2 separate regions of the Homo sapiens genome follow, and region 1 is linked to region 2. A link is an interaction called in ENCODE POLR2A ChIA-PET data of the cell type or tissue named here. Cell type or tissue: PC-9. All regions are shown on one strand. Each heading gives the region's core, and the rest is flanking DNA. Links, peaks and the distances in the headings are about the cores only.

What was found. ChIA-PET counts read pairs that join two places held together with the same protein. Peaks named below come from ENCODE experiments on the same cell type or tissue, not always from the same donor. Only the 100,000 strongest peaks of a DNase experiment are listed, where the experiment ranks them.
Region 1: POLR2A ChIA-PET joins it to region 2 with 9 read pairs; 2 of 35 experiments call an interaction of 5 or more read pairs at or near these places.

The regions. Positions count from the first base shown.
Region 1 is chr4:74,354,935-74,360,326 of GRCh38, reverse strand. All of the region lies in intron 1 of LOC105377276 (a long non-coding RNA gene), which reads left to right. Among named protein-coding and RNA genes, the nearest start is that of EREG, 7.5 kb to the left of the region's middle. In PC-9, for the core only: no CTCF peak of the experiment used is centred there; a DNase peak (open chromatin) is centred at 2,116; H3K27ac peaks cover 973 bases.
Region 2 is chr4:74,164,733-74,170,124 of GRCh38, reverse strand. The region is part of intron 1 of MTHFD2L (methylenetetrahydrofolate dehydrogenase (NADP+ dependent) 2 like); the gene reads right to left. Among named protein-coding and RNA genes, the nearest start is that of MTHFD2L, 9.3 kb to the right of the region's middle. RefSeq lists an enhancer at 5,210-5,339. In PC-9, for the core only: no CTCF peak of the experiment used is centred there; no DNase peak of the experiment used is centred there.

The sequences.
Region 1 (5,392 bases), core at 124-5,123, 190 kb before region 2:
GTAGCACATGCCTGTAGTCCCAGCTACTCCGAGGCTGAGGTGGGAAGATCACTTGAGCCCAGGAGGTCAAGGCTACAGTGAGCCATGATTATACTACTACACTCTAGCCTGGACAACAGAGTAAGACCCTGTCTCAAAAAAGTAAAATAAAATAAAATATAAATATATCTGCTTATTTATTCCTCAAAATAGCCCTATGAAGTCAGTACTCTTTTATTTCATTTTTTAGATTAAAGCAAAAAGGATTAAGAAATTCACCCAAGGTTCTTTAGCTCATAAATCGCAGAGATGGGATTCAAACCAGGCAGCCTGACTACAGCATCTATACTCTTTGCTATCATATTATATTGCTTTAGCGTGTAGCATTAAGTGCACCTAAAGTTCAAAGTTTGTTACACATATGATCCTCTCATTTTTTAAGTTAAAATCTGTGTTTCTGGAGTTTTTTAGTCTCAGATTAATTGCAAAGAACATTCATATTCCTTTGCAGATAGTTTTTAATTTTTTCTGAAAAAGAAATTTATATGTTGTTGTCTTTTTATCAAGAAGAAAATCATGTTTGCCAATCTTTCAGTTTCCATCGCTAAAGCATTTGCTAATTACACTTTTTTATTGCTCATTGTGTTTATGAAAACCATTTTATTCTAAAAATGTCACAGCGAAAATGACATCCGTGAATTTCATCAACATAATTCTCTTGAAAATTACCCAGTAATCACAAAATATTAAAAGGCCAGATAGTATTTGATTTTAGGAACCTAGATGATTCTGAAGCTGCTGCTTGTTATACTTGCCATGAGTTGCGCCCTAATAATAGAAGAACCTCCCCTTCAGCCACTTATGCAAACCCACACAGCAGTAATTTATACACATAGTGATGATGAATTAGGAATGCAGCTATACCTACTTAAAGGACTGCTTTTTCATGTTTTATGTTTAGCTAACACCTAGTTGCATATAATTGTATGTTTCCTTCTCCTTAAGCAACATTTAACAGTTAAAATGCTAACTTTCAAAAAGCCATTCATTCAACATTTTATGTCTCATGCAACCACAAGACAGCCATTTAAATGCATATATTTAATTCGAGGAACTTTGCATTTTACTTGTCAATCATTTACATGATTATTTCATAATCATATGTGGATTTATGTGGTTTTTACAAATATTAATGTTAATGTTCTTCTCAGATGTAGAAAAAGGATAAAACATACATAGTAGACATTTAAACTTGAAATCTTCTTGTCTTTCAATCTCCTTAAAGATATCTGAATTACTTCCTATATCTAAGATTCAATAAGCAGTACCTAATTTATGCAGACTCTGGAGGTAAAATACGCAGATGACTGAGTGCAATGCCAAAAAAACTCCAAGAATTTTTTCATGATTAGTATGTTTTTCTCTGTTTATCACTACCACCAACAGACAGTAAAACATTGCTAGTGAATGCAATAAAACAATAGCCATTAAAGTCTTTATTACTTGTAATATATATTTGAACTTAAATAGCCCCCAATAAAATTACACTTAAGTAAGATTATGTCTTCTAGGGCATCTTACTCTGTAAGGGATTATTTGTGTAAATTATTAAAATTTTATTGTAAGATTTATTGGACTCTGGTTCTCACCTGTGGATACATTTTTAAATCATTTGGTCAGCTTCAAAAATATATAATTATATCTGGGCCTTACCTTTCCAGGATTCTAATTCATTTGGTCCAGAAAGAATCCCAAATCAATGCAGCTTTACAAGCAAACAGCTTTAGTCTTAACTAAAACACGGAAAGATAAAGAATATTGAACTATACATTCTAGATTCAAGCTCTCGTCCTGACTCTGAAAATAAATTGTTACCTGATCTTGCATAGGTTATTTAACCTCTCTGAATCAGACTTTTCTTATCCTTAAAATGTAGGCTTGAACTACATGATCTCTAATCACATAGCTTACTTGGTACCACATTAAGAATATAGAACCACAACTTCATTATTTCTTGACCTGTATGTGCCTTTAAACATTAGGCAACCTTAGGCAAGTGTGCAAAGGTATTGGCTAAAATATTCTAGAGTGATAGCACAGATAATGTCCTCAGGATATGGAAAAATTATACATCTTATAAACAGGTTTCTCCGGTTTTCTAAAATCTTGACTTCATCTCTCCTAAGATTTTTGCTCAGGCTTTTTTTTTTCCTTTTTTTATGTTCCTCCCTTTGCTTAAAACATATGAATCATGAACTCCACAGAACACAATATGAGGATTTAGGAGCTAGAAAATCCAGATCCTGCTGAGGATTAAGAAGTCAATCTTGTTGTATGACCCAAACCACATTCATAAAGAAAGTTTCAATTTTTCTGATGGGAGAAAAGTATATAAATTGAATATTCTAAATACCAGAAAAGAAAATAATCAGTCAAGCCAAAAAGACACCAAATTAATAGTCAGAAGTCCTAGGTTTGAATCCTGTCTCTCACCATTTCTGAGTCCCTTGGCCTTATGACATTGAAACTATATTAGCCTCATCTCTACACCTTGCAGATAGTTGCTTCTGTCCTTCATGGGACTCAAATAAGATTATGTTTAATGAAAGAGTGAGACAAAACTATAAGATATAATCATTGACAATAATACATATCAGATATTTGTTTAGGGCCAGGAGATACAAAAGAGTTAAAAATAGTAAGAGTAGTCATGATAGCGCTGGATTCTCAAAGGAGAAGGAGGTGGGTGTTCCCAAGAGGAAGCATAGGCACCAATAGCAGGTGGAACAATGACGTCAAAACAATAGGAATGGAGGAAAAGATGTGGCAGTAATGAGATCACCGGTAACCTTTCAGGAGAAAGTTCAGAAGCATAGAGAGGATATAAGTCAAATTACAGACGTATAAAATCATGTATTTCTTCTAATTCCAAATAATCCGTAAGTGAGGATGGATATGAGTGAGCTTCAGAATGAGGACATTTACGGCCTGGGCCTCTTGTAAGTTGTCAAAGTGTAAGTGTAAAAATCAGGTAGTAGAGATAAATCATTCTTCCATGTGGGCCTTTGTCTAACCTACGATATATTCAGATGAATGGGATAGAAAAGCTACTTATTGTAAATCTTACTATGACATGCATACTTACATTTTTCTATTTAATTTGAAAGAAACATCAAAAATAATTTTCTCTAATACTACATAGCAATTATAAACATTATTTCTACTTAAGAAAAATATTCTTGCACATTGCAATAATGAGATTAGGAACAACGTGATTCTCTAAGATTCTATACTTAATATTACATTCAATCCTTATTTAAATTTATTGGTCTCTCTTCTTATTCCTTTCCAATCTACCTCAATTTTGGGGGAAAAACTTTTATCTTCAGTGAGGGCTAAAAGGTGAGACTGAGAAACAAATATGAGTCAACGTGCTCAGTGTTAACATGGTGCTATGGAACTTGAACTGATTTGAATCTCAGAATGGCATATCAGAAAAATGATGAAATGAAAGAAAATCATTCTTAAGGCTTCTAGACTCTACTTTCAAGTGTCTATGTCTCTCTCAGACTATAAATCCAGCCTCAGAATCCCTCAAAATGCTTGACATCTCACCAGTCAACCCCACAAACTTCCTGGAACACCATTAATTTTCCTTCCTTTAAAGACATCTTCCAAAACTCACTTACATATAACATCCAGTTAACTTTCCACCTTTGTACCAGAAGAAATAATACTTTAGATCCGTTCTTTCTGACTCAGTGCAACTGTATTCTTAAGAGTATATGAAAAAAATGAAGTTAAATGAAACTCCAAATCTCACCAACAGAATATCTAAGTTTTATGTAAAGTTTAAGCCAATTCCCTAGAGGCCATCTGTGTCCTACCTAGATGACAAGGTGTGTCTTTGGACTTGGAAAACATATATCCCATGTACCGTGGGTCTCCAAAACAAATGGTTGTTCATTTATAGCTACCCTTCTCTATATAGCTACCTGTAACGCCAGTCTCGTGAACATTAGAGCACTCAAAGATGAAACTTTCTGCTCTTTGTTAACACATCTGCTGTACAAAGGTCTCTGGAAGCTCTGAGAAACCCTGACCCTCCAGAATCACAGGTCAATAAAATATATTTAGAAGGAAAAAACTAAATCAAATCAATAGTACAACAACAAGGTAGGATTTTTTTTTAATGTTAGAGGGTAAATTTGAGGGTTGAAGCCTTGGGGTTATATAACATTTCCACTTTTGTGACTTTTGAATTCAAAATATTTTATATGACACTTGAGATCAAGTTAATTGGTACTTTTGCTTATTTCTTGTCCTGGTCAACTCTCAAATTAGTCTCTACTTAAATACCACTTCCTTCAGAAGTCTTCCCTGATCTTCCTGGACCATGTTAGGTTACTTGACTGATAACCTTGCATTACATTTTGGACTTATTCTATCAGAACACTTATCACTTCTTCATATATCTATTTCTTTGCTTCTCCCATTAAAAGGAAAGCTCTAGAAGAAAGAGATAATTCTTTTTTTTATTTATTTTATATTCTTGGTACTTAACATGGTATCTGACACACAATACATGCTCAATAAATATTTGGTAAATAAATTAATTGGTAAATGTCTATTGACCTCACTGATCATTTTGCACCATAAAATAAATATATAAATAAAAAACAGGCCAGGCATGGTGGCTCACGCCATGATCCCAGCACTTTGGGAGGCTGAGGCAGGCGGATCACCTGAGGTTGGGAGTTTGAGGCTAGACTGACCAACATGAAGAAACCCCCATCTCTATTTAAAAAAATAACAGAATTAGGCGGGCATGGTGGCACATGCCTATAATCCCAGCTACTCGAGAGGCTGAGGCAGAAGAATTGCTTGAACCCGGGAGGTGGAGGTTGTGGTGAGCCAAGATTGCGCCAATGCACTCCAGTCTGGGCAACAAGAGTGAAACTCCATCTCAAAAAAATAAATAAATAAACAGTAATTTTGGAGGCATTATTTAAGTACCATGTAAAGAAAGTAAGCTGAGAAATATCTTTTATGAGTACTTTTTGTTCTTAAATCAGAACTTAAGATGTTGTTAAATATAGTAGCTTTTTTCTATATCCTCTGACTTTTTATATTAACTCATTTACCACATTGTTCTTCATTGCCATTTCTTAAAAAGAAGACTCCTTCTTCCTGGTCCCTCTTCATGTATTCTTTATTGACTTGCTTCTTACCTCCTTCTGAGTCTTGTCTGGTTATTATTCTCCCTTAAATCTTTACCAATCTCTTATTCTACTACTTTCTTTTCTTTCTCACCATACTTAAGTCCCATCTTCCCCGAGCCCTCACAAAGTCTTCCACCTTATCACAACCTTTAACAGTTTCACCTTTTCGTCATTGTTAAATATCTCGAAAG
Region 2 (5,392 bases), core at 284-5,283:
GAGTTAGGAAGAATTCTATCCTCTTCAAATTTCCGGAAGAGTGTGTAAAGAATTGGCATTTTTTTCTCGCTTAAATGTTTGGTAGGATTCACCCATGAAGCTATCTGATTCTGGGGTTTTCTTTCTGGGAAGGTTTAAACCTACAAACTTAAATTCCTTAATATAGAGGGCAATTCAGGTTATCTAATATTTCTTGAGTGATTTTTGTAGCTTGTGCTTTGTACCTTCCAATACTTTGTATGTAATTATAAGCAAATCAAGTTAAAATAAAATAAAACTTTTGAGGTTTTTATTTTTCAAAGTAAAGTAACAAACTTTTTTCACTGTTTCCTATGAATTTCTGGTAAGGATATTTTATGAATTCATTTAAGTAGCCTTTTGGCACTAAGATAACAAGGATCTTTTATATTAGCAAATACTAAGAACTGCAGATACAGCAACAAATTCCAGCACAACTCATTTATAGGTAGTAGCAAATAAAACTTTCCATAAATCAATTTGTGTCAGCAATATTTTCTTGGGGTAGAACACTATTATAGAAGCAGATTCATCTGTTAAAAAAACTAGTAATCACCTAACACAGTAAGGAATATACATTCTATTTTAAAATATAAAAACATCTGAACTCTGTCTTGCATTTTATAGCATGTGAGTAGTGATGCTACTGCTGACACATTATTGATTCACTCACATTAAACAAAATAATTTGTTCACAGGCCACTGTGAAGCTGGCAATCACTGAGTATAATCTAGGCTAATTATGTCCTAGACAGTACAAATCTGCGTGACCTGGAGATTGTCAGAGAAGACCAATAGCATAAACTGATTCCCAGACTCCAAAGAGACAACCTGTATACAGATTAAACTTAACTGTACCGTGCATACTCAAGTCTAAGACTGTTCAGGGTTTACTTTAAATTATAGCACTGAGGTGCTAAGTCAGCTCGCTAACTAATTACAGCAGACATGATACAGCCTGGCTAGCTGGTGTTTATGGGTAAATTAGGAGTTAGGTCTCTGAGCATTTTCAGTAGCAACTGGCCCCTCCAACTGACTCCATCAGTCACCGTAGAGACTCAGCAAGCCTAGCTCTGTAGGAGTCACTGTAAGAGGCAAAATGAAGCAACCTCAAATTAATGCAGGTCCAATGAGAGAGTGCCTGTATTGGTCCATGTGCTGGAAGAACTAGTCAACTCACACATTCTCATTACTTTAGTGCATAAACAAATTAGATTTTTCAACATGAAAATTCTTGAAAAGCTAAAAAGGTTAAACATCAGCAACAATTCAAATGTTCAGCCCCTGAATAATACATCTCCTAAAATTTCTCTCCGGCTTGTCTTGATCTCCTCTAATCCATTTTCCATACTGCAGCCAGAGTGATTGTTTTCTAATTTAATTACAGCACCTCCCTGGTTAAAACTCCCCACCACATGCTCATTGTTTATTCACTTAACAAATATATATTGAAAGTCTCCTATGTGCTGAAAACTATTTTGGGCACTGGGAATATAAATAATAGGGCACAAAACAATTACCTACTTTTATGGAAACTATATTCTAGTTGAAGAAGATATAAGCAAATTGAAAAACAACAAGTATTTAATATGTGTAACATGAGGCAGAGAAAGGACTTATCTGAGGGCCAGAGTTATTTTACATAGGTGGGTTAAGATATCACTTCTCTGATAAATCAGGTGACACGTGGGCAGAAATGAATGAAATGAGTCATGTAGATTTCTGGAAGAAAAGCATTCTAGGCCAAGGGAAGGGAAGAACAAGTATGGAGGCCTTTAGCAAGGAGCATACCTGAAATCTTTGAGGAATAGCAAGAGGCCAATGGTTGCAGTGGAAAGAACAAGTGAACTAGGGTAAGACATGAAGTCAGAGAAGGAATGGGACATCAGATTATATAAGGCCCTGCAGGCCTTTGAAAGGATGTTGGCTTTTACTGTGAGACACGAAGCCATTTAGAGATTTTGACGTGACTTTCACTTTTAAAATAACTGGTGAAAATATGAAGGATAGACTCTATGAGATCAAGGGGAGAAGTGGAGACTCCAGCTAAGAAGCTAGTGTAGTATAACAAACAAGGGATCATGGGGAGTTAGGCAAAGGGGTAGCCATGGAGGTGCTAAGTAGTCTGATTCTGAATCTATTTTGAGAGTGGAACCCTTGGGAGTTACTGAGATTGGGTGTAGGATATGAAAAAAAGAAAAACAGAAGGCAAACATGACTCTAACATTTCTGACCTGAGAAATTGGGGGAAAAAGTTAACTAAAATCCCAATCCCCTATGGGTTACACACTTCTGCATGAGCTACTTTAGCCTCACTGTTAAAGAACACTGTGCTTAGTGAGTCGCGCACTACACACCAGTCATATTTTAATTCATGAACTGCACCATGTTCTCTCCAGATCTTCAGATATAATATTCCCTCTGCCTGAAACACTCTTCCTTCCCTTTCTCACCTCTCCAACCACTTTGCCAAGTCTGTCCCACACATTGCTCAAGTCTCAGCTTATAAAACACTCTTGTGATGTTTTCCCAACCCTGTACCCTGGGAATCTGCTGTGAGCTCCCACAGTACCTGGTTTTTACCCTTTTGTAGTATTTTAAATCACTGATATTGTCTAGTTGTCTACCTGTGTTCTCTGGATAGGCAGCCTGTAGCTCTCCATTTCTTTATGTCAATTATTGTTAATTTTGTTCTTTTTGTGGTGCCAGGTTTCCCTAATGGTTCACAAGCCTGTGGCCTTTCATTGCTGTCTATCGCTTGAAGAAGTAGGCGCCTATTCCAGTCTTTCTAAACTGGCTTCAGCAGGGAAAGCCCTTCACCAGTCAGTGGATCTAGAGATTCTTGATGGGCCATCCGGCATGGCCCATGGGTGGGCTTGCTGCTAAAGCCCTTGGATTAGTTGGCAGGTGATGCCTAGGTCAGCAGGTGGTGGGCCTAATGCTTCAACTCACAGGGGGCTAATCCGGTGCATGGGTCCACTGGGGTGGGCTGTCAACTGGGTATATAGGAGTAGTCCTGGAGCCTTGGTCTGCAAATACAGACCTGAAGCCTAGGTTCATAGGGGCCATCCTGGCACTGGGGTAGGTCTTGAGCCTGAGTCCATGGGGACCAGCCTGGCATTGGAATGGGTCTGGTCCCAAGTCTGTGGGGACTAGGCTTGCCCAGGGTCCTCTGGAATGGCCCTGGTACCTAGATCTGCAGGGGAAGACCTGGTACCTAGAACCATGGGGTTGGGTGCAGAGTTTGGGTCCCTGGGGATAGGCTTGGACCTGAATTAATGGAAGCTGACCTGGTACTGGGGCAGGCTTACAGTGTGGGTCCATGAGTTTCTACCTGATGCCTAAGTCTGCAGAGGCTCAGCTGGAATCTTTGGATGCTGCCCTGGCATTAGTGCAGGCCTAGAGCCTGGGTCTGCAAGGACTGGCCTACAAGCTGTGTCTGTGGGGGCTGGCCTGGCACTGGGATGGGCAACACTTGTTGCATTTTTTTCAAAAGTTGTTGGTCATTATTAATCAACATATTCAACAAACAGACCAAATGGGAGTAGGGACACCTTCAGATTTAAAGTTTTTAGTGAATTGTAATCAGTGAAACCAAAGCTTACAAACAGAAACCTTATCTCTTCAAAAGGAAGGGAAGAAGTAAACTAATTTAAAAAATCATAGCTCAAACAATGCACAAGTAATTTTAATTTCTGTCCTTACAAGAGAAGACACAGAGACACATAAAAAGGGAAGTGAAGACAGAGAGGGAAGACAACCATTTAACAACAGAGGCAAAGACTGGAGTTATGCAGCTGCAAACTCCTTAGGAACACCAAGGACTGCTGGCAATAACCAGAAGCTAGTCGACAGAGTGTGGGCCTACAGATACTTTGATTTCAGACTTCCAGCCTCCTTCCACTGTTTCCAGTGTGAAAACAGATTTCTGCTGTTTCAAGCTAGCTAGTTTGTGGAACTTTGTATACAGCAGAATTAGTAAATAAATACATCTATAATAGCAATTTTAAATAGTTCAATGTCTGAGAATAATCTTCTGATGGAACTCATATTTTTTGTTGAATAAAATTTCCTGGAATAAATTACCATTTTGTAAAACATTGGAATACAATTGAGAAAAACTTTAATTTTCCCCTATCTAAATATGGTAAACTATTTTTAAAATCATACACAAAAACAACTTATTTCTTTTATCTAAATATTTGTCAAAGAAAAGTACTTTGAAAAGATACACCAACATAGCACCTGTGAAAATATTTAGGCTAAAATATCTTCCCATTTCAATGTGCAAAATGTAGAATTAAGACTGTTCCATTTAGCAGTTTATGTGGTGTTTCAGCATCTATAGAGACAGTACCTTTAAAACTAAAATAACCATTGTCTAAAGCAAAGATTCTATTTGCAACTGTTAAGAAAATTGCAGAAAATTTAATTTTAAAATTAAGCACAAGGGCCGGGCCTAGTGGCTCACGCCTGTAATTCCAGCACTTTGAGGGGCCGAGGCGGGTGGATCACGAGGTCAGGAGTTCAAGACCAGCCTGACCAATATGGTGAAACCCCGTCTCTACTAAAAATAGAAAAATTAGCTGGGCGTGGTGGCATGCACCTGTAGTCCCAGCTACTCGGGAGGTTGAGGCAGGAGAATCACTTGAACCCAGGAGGCGGAGGTTGCAGTGAGCCAAGATCACACCATTGCACTCAGCCTGGGTGACAGAGAAAGACTCTGTCTCAAAAAAAATAAACAAAGCATAAGATCTTATTAACTTTTTTCAGAAAATTATCAGGATCAAGGTGTTAAAAGATACAGCTAAGAAACTGATTCAAGCATGTGAATATGCACCAGGAATAATTGTTCATGCTGAATGTTCATGTAATATAAATTTTTATTTTAACACATAAGGATATAAATTATCTTTTAAAATGTTAATTTTGAAAATGGTCTGAAACTATTCTATAAGTTCACTAATATATTTGTAAGCCAATAGATATTCCAAATATATAATTTTCATTACATTCGTGCCCCTTTTTACTCTAAAAAATGTGCTAGTTTGGCCAAAAAAATTACATAGTGACCTTGCCATTAATGCATATCAAAAATAAAATCCATTTGACCCCTTAGATATTGTTTACATGATGTGCCCTGTCATTACTTGCTCAGGTGGTTTCCCACAAAGGCAGAAATGACCTTCCCCTAAAGGCAAGAAAAGGTGCCCTCCCTTCCAAAAGCCCAGCCTACTGCTGGGCTAGCCACGAAATGTGGCTTCATCAGGAGGCAAAAATTAAAGAAGGGAGGTGGTGGCTAGTGAGTAGCAGGGCAGCACTATGTAGTACAAACTACTCACCTGAAATTAGAAGTCCTGAGCATCAGAGCTCT